3 separate regions of the Homo sapiens genome follow, and regions 1 and 3 are each linked to region 2. The links are chromatin contacts, found by Hi-C or POLR2A ChIA-PET in ENCODE. All regions are on one chromosome and are shown on one strand. The core of a region is the stretch at or near the end of the contact, and the rest is flanking DNA. Distances in the headings are between cores, read along the strand shown.

Region 1 (2,700 bases), core at 139-2,638, 680 kb after region 2:
ACCTCGATGGAGGTCCGCTTTTTCCGCTTGCGCCCTTGCGCTGCGATCTTGTCTATGCTCGTGGGGCTGCCCGAGGACGAGTCCGCCTCCTCCAACCACTTGTTCAACAAAGGCTTCAGCTTGCACATGTTCTTGAAGCTCAGCTGCAGGGCCTCAAACCTGCAGATGGTGGTCTGCGAGAACACGTTGCCATACAGGGTGCCCAGAGCCAGCCCCACGTCCGCTTGGGTAAATCCCAGTTTGATCCGCCGCTGCTTGAACTGCTTGGCGAACTGCTCCAGGTCGTCCGAGGTCGGCGTGTCCTCGTCCGAGTGCGGGTCGTGGTGCGCGCCTGGGTGGCCAGGCGGACCCTGCGGGGGCGGCGGGGGCGGCGGCTGCTGGTGTGGGTGCGAGTGCGGGTGCGGGTGGTGGTCGGCATGGTGTGGCTCGTCGTGCGCGTCCCGCAGGCCGTGGTGGTGCAGACCGGCCGGCTGCCCGCCGGCGCCCAGCATGCCGTTCACCGTGAAGCTGGGCTGCGAGTAGAGCAAGCCGCCGTTGGACGCTCCCATGGAGGGTGGGAGGTGCGCTGCAGCCGCCGCGCTCCGCCATGCCCCGGGTCCCGGGTGGTGGTTAGCGGCGTGGTGCACCAGATGCGGCGGCCGCTGTTGCTGCTGCTGCTGCTGCTGTTGCTGCTGTTGCTGCTGCTGTTGCTGTTGCTGCTGCTGATGCTGCTGCTGCAGGGCGCCTGGCCCGTGCAGCTCGTCTCCGCGGCCGCCCTGCTGCACCACCACCGAGGGCTTGATGTCCGGCTGGCCCAGGGGGCTGGTGGACCACGGGGAGCCGTCGCCGCCGCCCCCGCCGCCGCCCCCGCCCCCCCCGCCGCCGCCACCGCCCCCGCCGCCGCCGCCGTGGGACAGCGCGGTGATCCACTGGTGAGCGTGGCTGAGCGGGTGTCCGTTGCTCTGCAGAGCGCCGTAGTCGCCCTGCACCAGGCTCTGCGCTTCGCGGTAGCCCCCCGCGCCCTGCTGCATGCCGCCGGGCGGCTCGGCGTGCACGATGGAGGCGCTGGAGGTGAGCAGGCTGTAGTGGTTAGACGCTGCGGTCGCCATGACTCTCGGAGCCGGACTGAGCGCTCCGGTTAAAGGAGCCGCGCATTTGACAGTTACTTTTTCGCCTCGGGCTCCCTCTCCTCGCTCGCTCTTTCTGTCTCCTCTCTCTCCCACAGCGGGCAGCTCCGACGCCCGCTCCGACGCCTTCTGTTGCTGCTCCTGCTATTACTGCTGCTGCTGCCGCCGCCGCCGCCTCCCGCCCGCCCTCGCTCTCTTTCTCCTCCTCTCCCTCCTTCTCGCTCTCGCTCACTCTCTGACTAGCTCGGCGCTCCCCCCTCTCCCTGCTCTCTCCAGCTCTCTCCCGCTCTCTTGGCAGCGCCGGCTCGCAGCGGCACGCGCCTGGGCCCCGCCCCCTCCGCCCCCTCCCATTGGCTCCGCGCCCTTTGATTTACGTGGATACCGCTAGCAACCTCCCAGGCCGGCGCCACTGATTGGCGCAGAGCTACTCCCTCCCCCTCCCCCGGGCTCGGAGTCCTCCTAGCCCTCCTCCCCGTCCCCTTCGCCTCCCGATTCAGATTCTCTCAGTTCTCACCCCCCCGCTTCTTCCTCACCCGGGGCCTCCTCCGCCCTCTCTCGGATGGGCCCCGCCCCCCATCTGTCTCCCAGGCAGAGAAGACCGGCAGGGGGGCGGTCCCGGTGCTCTTATCGGCCACAGACACTTGGAAGACTTGGATTGGGGTGGGGGGCGGGAGGCAGTGGTGTCCACTTTCGTTTCCCAATAGGGCTTTAAGATGGGGAAACGGAGGGGGTAAGGGAAAAGCTGGGTCGCACCGAGCCAGCGGGAGTCGGATTTTTATTCACCTAGGGACACACACACAGTGTGTATCTCTTAAACCTAGAGCCAAGAGCCAGACCTGTTCCCCTGTTCAACTCTCCTTGCATCCCACGGTTAGAATTTCAGTGCACAAGTGTCTCTTGCTCCAGGGTGTGCGGACACTTCGGCCCAAAGCTCTTCTCCTTCCCCTCTACCCCGCGGCTAGCACAGGCTCTCTTCCTTTTAGGTTCCAGGCCCAATTGTCTCCCACTCCCTTGGGGAAAGAACCCCGAGAGAGGCAGGCTCAGCCCGCACCGCGGCTTGTAAGTCATTCCCATCAAGGCTCGGAGTTGCTTGCTCTGACAGCGTAGCGGTCTGAACTGAAAACCAAACAAAACTCTAAAAGTCTCTCCGTCAGATTCACACGCCGGCGCGTGCAGTTTTTGGTTTAGAAAACTAGAAGCCTGCGTGGGCTCCGTCTTGTGCGAGGCTGCCGGAGTGCTGGCGAGGGGTGTGCGGCCTTGTAGGGGCGGCGCAGTCGCCAAAGGCCGCTCCGGGAAGCCGCGCGGAGGGCCTGCGTGCGCGATTCCCCGTGCTCCTACCGCTGGTAGGTGCAACTTTTCCGTTAGCCCCTTGGGAAGGAGGAAGAGTGTGTGAAGCAAATGGGCTGATGCCAGGGGAACCTTCCTAATCAGTAACTTCGGTGGGCGCTAGCGGGTGGGGTTAGTCTATGTCTTTGGCGCTCCCTGGCCAAGCTCCCAGCTCAGCTTTCAGCAGTGAACTCCAGAGCAAGACTATGGGACCATGCACCCGCAGCGCCGCTCTACGGAGCGCGGGCGCGTCGCGCCATCAGTTCTT
Region 2 (2,700 bases), core at 153-2,652:
ATGCAAATTATTTAGATTTGCTCAAGTTTGCTTGTTCTTGTTCTTCCAAGTTCTAGGTCAAATCCAAAGTTAAAATACATGAAAGCTTTTGATTTATGAAGTAGACAATTTTGCCTTCAAAATTACACCACATGACCTCTTCTTATTTGAGGAATATTTTCTTTTTCCCTAGGGAAAAAAATTATCCTAACCCCAAAATGATAGTGTACCTCTATACCTGTAACAGCAACTGGCATATCTGTGCTCAATTATGTTTGTTAAATGAATGGTCCTTGTTAAGTACGATATAAGCAAATATCAACCTTCTTTGCCAAGTTCTCCACATGTAAATACTGTTAGAAGAGTTTTTAAAGAAAAATTTAGTGTTTGCAATTTTAACTCTCGTATCTTCTGATTTCTACGCCAATGCTCTTATCCTTAAAGCCACATTTGTCCCTTGGCTGAAGAGTTGTGAAAGATCAGGAGACTTTTAGAACCTATCCATAACCAGTGTTGGCATTTGCAATATCCATGATTGAAACAAAATATTTTCAAACCAACTACTTTTACTAAACATGCAATGTGCTGGCCACTTCAACAGATAACCGGGCTTTGAGGAGGTATAGGTGTATTTCAAGAAATGTACTATCTAGCTAGGAAGAGAGAAGGATAGGTAAGACAACAGCAATGGGGGAAAAACCACAATAATATATGACGAATGTTAGATGTGACTTTAAGAGTTCAGGGGGCGGCGGGGGTGTGGGGGCGGAGCCGGGCGCGGTGGCTCAAGCCTGTGATCCCAGCACTTTGGGAGGCCGGGGCGGGCGGATCACAAGGTCAGGAGATCGAGACCATCCTGGCTAACACGGTGAAACCCCGTCTCTACTAAACAAAATACAAAAAATTAGCCGGGCGTGATGGCGGGCGCCTGTAGTCCCAGCTACTCGGGAGGCTAAGGCAGTAGAATGGCGTGAACCCGGTAGGCGGAGGTTGCAGTGAGCCGAGATCTTGCCATTGCACTGCAGCCTGGGCGACAGAGCGAGACTCCGTCTCAAAAAAAAAAAAAAAAAAAAAAGAGTTCAGAGGAGGGTAACGGAGGGAAATCGGAGGCTGTTTCAGAAGGTGCCCAGCAACAAGTGGGACTTAAGCCGGACTCCTGCAACATCCGAGGTGCGCACGCTGGCCCAGGATCCTAACAAATTGCTAGTCGGTGGCTATGAGTCTTAGATTATCAGGGACTCTCCGGGCTCTGCGGACACGCAGAACGCAGGCGCCACGCAAGCCGGCCCCGCCCTTTCACCCCTCCCCGCGCTCCCGGGCCCCGGGCGCGCCGCCTGGAACCCTCCCGGTCCTGGCTGGGGGCGGGCGAACGAGGCCCCACCTCTGCCGGGAGCGGGACGAGCGCGCAGGCGCAGTCTCCCCAGGTTGTAGACGCTGCGGCCCGGCCCGGCGGGGTGAGTTGAGAACGCGGCGCTTTGGTCGCAGCGGCGGTATGGTCGCCGCAGTTTCTCGGTCTTCGCTTCGGCGACCTTGACCCCCTTGTGGGTGGGCGAGGCTGGAAGAGAGGCTCCCCACCCCACTCGGCTTCCTGATCCCTGGGGGCGCCGGGCGGTCACCGAGGGCCGTGTGAGCGCCGCTCTGCCGGCTCCGGGTCCATGCGGCTGCGGGAGAAGCCCTGGGCGTCGGGGCTGGCCTGGGAGGGGCCCGAGTCCCCTGGTGACCTGGGCGCGCGGCGGCCCCACACCTTTCCGTCCGCCTCATCGCGGCGCATTTCTCTTCACATCCTCGGGGTGTGTGTGTGTTGGTGACCGGAGGAAGCCTGTCTAATGACTTTTCTGGAAGCGTCGTGTATTAGGAGCTCCGGGGCCGGACTGCTTGGGTCCGCATCTCCATCCACCGCTTACTGGCTTTGGGACCTCTGCAAGTCACTTCACTTCTCTTTCTCAGTTTCAAGTGTAAAATGCGGAAAATAATAGCAACTTATCTCCTAAGGTGGTTGTGAGGGTTGCGTGGGTTAATATTTGTGAAGTGCTTAGAACTGAGCGTGATACACAGCAAAACCATAAGTGCTGCTCATCTTTTTGAGCTTGGTATATAAAAGGAGATAGTGACCTTTTCTTCTCTTTCCAACCCCCATAAATAATTGCCCAAGAGTAGGAAAAAAGGATTTTTTTTTCTTAAGGATATGGGCTTTTTGCATAGCCTGTTTAAAAACAAAGCTTTCTAAACAACTTAGTTGCACATCCTACTTTAGAGAAAAGACAAGTGTTAAGTGATGGTGACTTGAAAACTGTAAAGTTTATTGTTTGGAAAACCGCATGAGAAAAATGGCCAGAACATATTTGTGCTAAAAAGAGTTAACATAGCAGGCCTTAAGACTGCTATCCTTAGAAAGGACTGCTTGCAATGTTGGTGCTTGTTTGGCATCTGGGAACTTAGATTTTTGGGTTTGTGCTGAACAGTATGTTTTATGCCGAAATTACCAGCTTCTGTAAAAATCCGGGACACCAAGTCTTTAATGGGCTTCCCTGCGCGGAAACTGCTGCATTTTCACTGATGGAGGAAGGATGTGTTTTGTTTGACCCCTCTTGGGAGGGAGACCGCATAAGGAGCCTACACGTGATTCCTCCAGACTCCGCTTGTGTCTTTTTCTATTATGATGAGCCTTTATATCCATACTGCATTGTGTAATAAATGTCAGCCATGAATTCAACTATATGT
Region 3 (2,700 bases), core at 80-2,579, 570 kb after region 2:
GTAGGGTGACTACAGCTAACATTTATCAATAGTACATGTCAAAATAGCCAGAAGAGAACAATTTGAATGTTCCTAGCACAAAGAAAAGATAAATATTTAAGGGGATGAGTAACCCAGTTATGCTGATTTGATTACAGAAATGAATCAAATTATCACATATACCCTGAAAATATGTACAGCTATTATGCATCAAAAAGTTGAAGAAAATAAAAATTTTAATTTTTTTGTATACAATGTATATTGCATATCATATATTGATTCTGTTCATATATAAGTAAATATCCTTACTGGTTTGCCTCATTGGAGCATTCAGACAGCAAATAATGTGTAGTTCAACATTTTATTAAATATTTTCCATCTTAGTGGATATTTTGTAACAAGATAAATATGATGCAAACTAAAAAAAGTGCCAAGGGCGGGCGCGGTGGCTCACGGCTGTAATCCCAGCACTTTAGGAGGCTGAGGCAGGTGGATCACAAGGTCAGGAGATCAAGACCATCCTAGCCAATATGGTGAAACCCCGTCTCTACTAAAAATACAAAATATTAGCTTGGCGCCCTTGTAGTCCCAGCTACTCGGGAGGCTGAGGCAGGAGAATCGCTTGAACCTGGGAGGTGGAGGTTGCAGTGAGCCGAGATCGCGCCACTGCACTCCAGCCTGGCGACAGAGCGAGACTCCGTCTCAAAAAATACATAAATAAATAAATAAAGTGCCATACTGAATCTACCAAAAATAAATCAAAATGAGTAAGAGAGGCTGCCAGACCATCTTCTTCATCAGAGGTAATGGTCAGAGGCTTCTGAACGTTGGTATGGAAATGAGCCTGCAGGCAGGATTTGTATGCAGGGAAGAGGAGGTTTGTAAACTAGGTGAATTATACCTTCAGAGTGCATATAATGTATATTATACTTTTCCTCTACGTATGCGTACCAGCCGTATTACCTATGTATCATCTGATCCACCAAGTCTGGACTGAAGAAGTCCTTGTAGGACCACACTACACATGGCGAGCCGGTACTCGGAAGGGATTATTCCGAAGAGGATTTGTAGACACTACCCGCTGTGTATGACCTAGGCCCTTTACACGGGCACCACTGGAGCTAGGAAGCCAGCAGAAAGCTCCTCCCCCTGGCCTGGGAGCGGGCTGTCCGTAGGACCCAGAGCACCTCCCATGGGAGAAACGCCCGGCTTTGCTTCTGGCCCCGCCCCGCCTCCCTCCAGGCCCCGCCCCGCCTCCCCGGCCCCGCCCCAACCCCGCGGCCCCGCCCCTCCTCCCCGGCTCCGCCCCGCCTCCCCGGGCCCGCCGCTCCTCGCGGCCTCCGCGTCTTCCTTCCGGGTCGCGCTAGGCCGGGCTTGCGGCGGTTGTGCCGCATCTAGAGAGTCGGGGAGCCGCCCCCGCACCCAGGCCTTCTCGCGCTGCCTGGTCGCTGGTGAAGCCCGCGGCGCGCGCCTCTCCCGGACCCTGCAGGGTACGGCCCTTCCTTTACTTCTCCCTCCCGTGGGTCTCTGTCTTCTTCCTTTGGCGCCGGGGCGGGGCCGGGGCCGAGCCAGCGCGCAGCTCCGCGCTTTGGGGAGTCTGGACGCCTGGCAGAGGCCCCCGCTGCCCGCCCCTCCCCGCCCGCGGCCCCGCGCCCCCGCGCCTCCGCTTCACGCTTGCGGGGCTTGCTGGGGCCCTTGAGAACTGCTGACGTGCCTCGGGCTCTTTCTACGCTACAGTCTGCCTGCAGGCTGTGAGGCGTCGTTCGGACGTGTGCGCGGCTCAGGGTTGTTTACACCGCGGGGGACTGCGGGTCGCCCCACACCCGCGCTCAGTGCTGCGCCGGCAGCCACGCGTCGGCCACATGCCCGCCTGTGCTTGTGATTCCTGTGCCTGCTGCCTTGATTTCCCTCTGACATCCGATGGTTTTTGCCTAACCAGGCCTGTTTTCTTTCTTCAGGACTGCTACAGGGTGCCCAGCTACAACCTTGTTTCTGTGTTTAGGTTTAGGGGTGCCCCTAGAGTGTGATGATGACCATCTACTTGGCCTCCTTGTCGACATATTTATAACGGGTGGTTTTGGATTTCCTTGATTTCCCAGTAATCATTGCCACAAACCTTCGAGATGCATTCACAGATTGAAATACAGTATACAAATAACTATTATAGAAGGTGAAGATGGTATAAGCCTGTGGTCAGGTAGTTGCGTTGGCAGGATGCCCGTCTGGCTTTGTGCTCCGGAGGGCACATTACCACCAGGTGCAGGGATCTCTGCTTGCTTTGGTCTGTTCACAGACACAAGCTGCCTTTTCTGGTTCTTGCGTGCACTCCTTGGTTTCTTAAGTTCAGCTATAGGTATATATTTTTTTCTTTCAGGCTCACTTCCTGCCTCCATTATCCTGTACCGCATATTGTATCTGTTGGTTGAGTAGAGAGAGATTCATCCAGAGTCATCAGCGCTCCAATAGTCCTTTATCAGATTAAGGACTTGAGGGAAATGTGCATTATGCTTTAGTAGGCACTCTAAAAGTTCCTTGAATTGGATTCTTCTTTCCATACTTATGTTCTGAGTACTAACTTTGTTTTAAACTTCTGCGCCAAAAGTTGGCTTTTCTGAACTCTGCATTTTCAAACTCTTCCCTTCTGTTATTTGAAAATCAGATAAGTCAACTCATTGTAAGATGGATAATTTCTTTACTCACGCCGTGATGAAATAATGCGAT

Evidence for each region. Hi-C counts contacts between places; a loop is a spot of excess contacts on that map. ChIA-PET counts read pairs that join two places held with the same protein, here RNA polymerase II (POLR2A). Pooled maps may share reads with other maps.
Region 1: a pooled map shows a loop between it and region 2 (13-fold over the local background). The contact joins the promoter of POU3F2 here to the promoter of USP45 in region 2. A Hi-C loop is called at or near these places in 11 of 50 pooled maps. POLR2A ChIA-PET finds 5 or more read pairs at or near these places in 2 of 52 experiments (A673 and H1).
Region 3: a loop to region 2 is called in a map of naive thymus-derived CD4-positive, alpha-beta T cell, with 5 times the contacts of the local background. The contact joins the promoter of FBXL4 here to the promoter of USP45 in region 2. A Hi-C loop is called at or near these places in 4 of 168 maps with a recorded cell type or tissue (B cell, CD8-positive, alpha-beta T cell and naive thymus-derived CD4-positive, alpha-beta T cell), 3 of 37 single-sample maps with no recorded cell type and 14 of 50 pooled maps.

What each region holds. Positions count from the first base shown.
Region 1 is chr6:98,833,262-98,835,961 of GRCh38, reverse strand. POU3F2 (POU class 3 homeobox 2) reads right to left here and starts at 1,388. Exons shown (of 1, transcript NM_005604.4): 1 at 1-1,388. The coding sequence starts at 1,088. RefSeq lists enhancers at 1-74, 75-671, 670-739 and a silencer at 1,378-1,447.
Region 2 is chr6:99,514,125-99,516,824 of GRCh38, reverse strand. USP45 (ubiquitin specific peptidase 45) reads left to right here and starts at 1,402. Exons shown (of 18, transcript NM_001346022.3): 1 at 1,402-1,433. RefSeq lists silencers at 615-834, 1,145-1,514, 1,565-1,664 and enhancers at 581-1,486, 1,487-2,394.
Region 3 is chr6:98,946,575-98,949,274 of GRCh38, reverse strand. FBXL4 (F-box and leucine rich repeat protein 4) reads left to right here and starts at 1,329. Exons shown (of 10, transcript NM_001278716.2): 1 at 1,329-1,469. RefSeq lists silencers at 908-1,202, 1,500-1,809 and enhancers at 935-1,446, 2,250-2,439.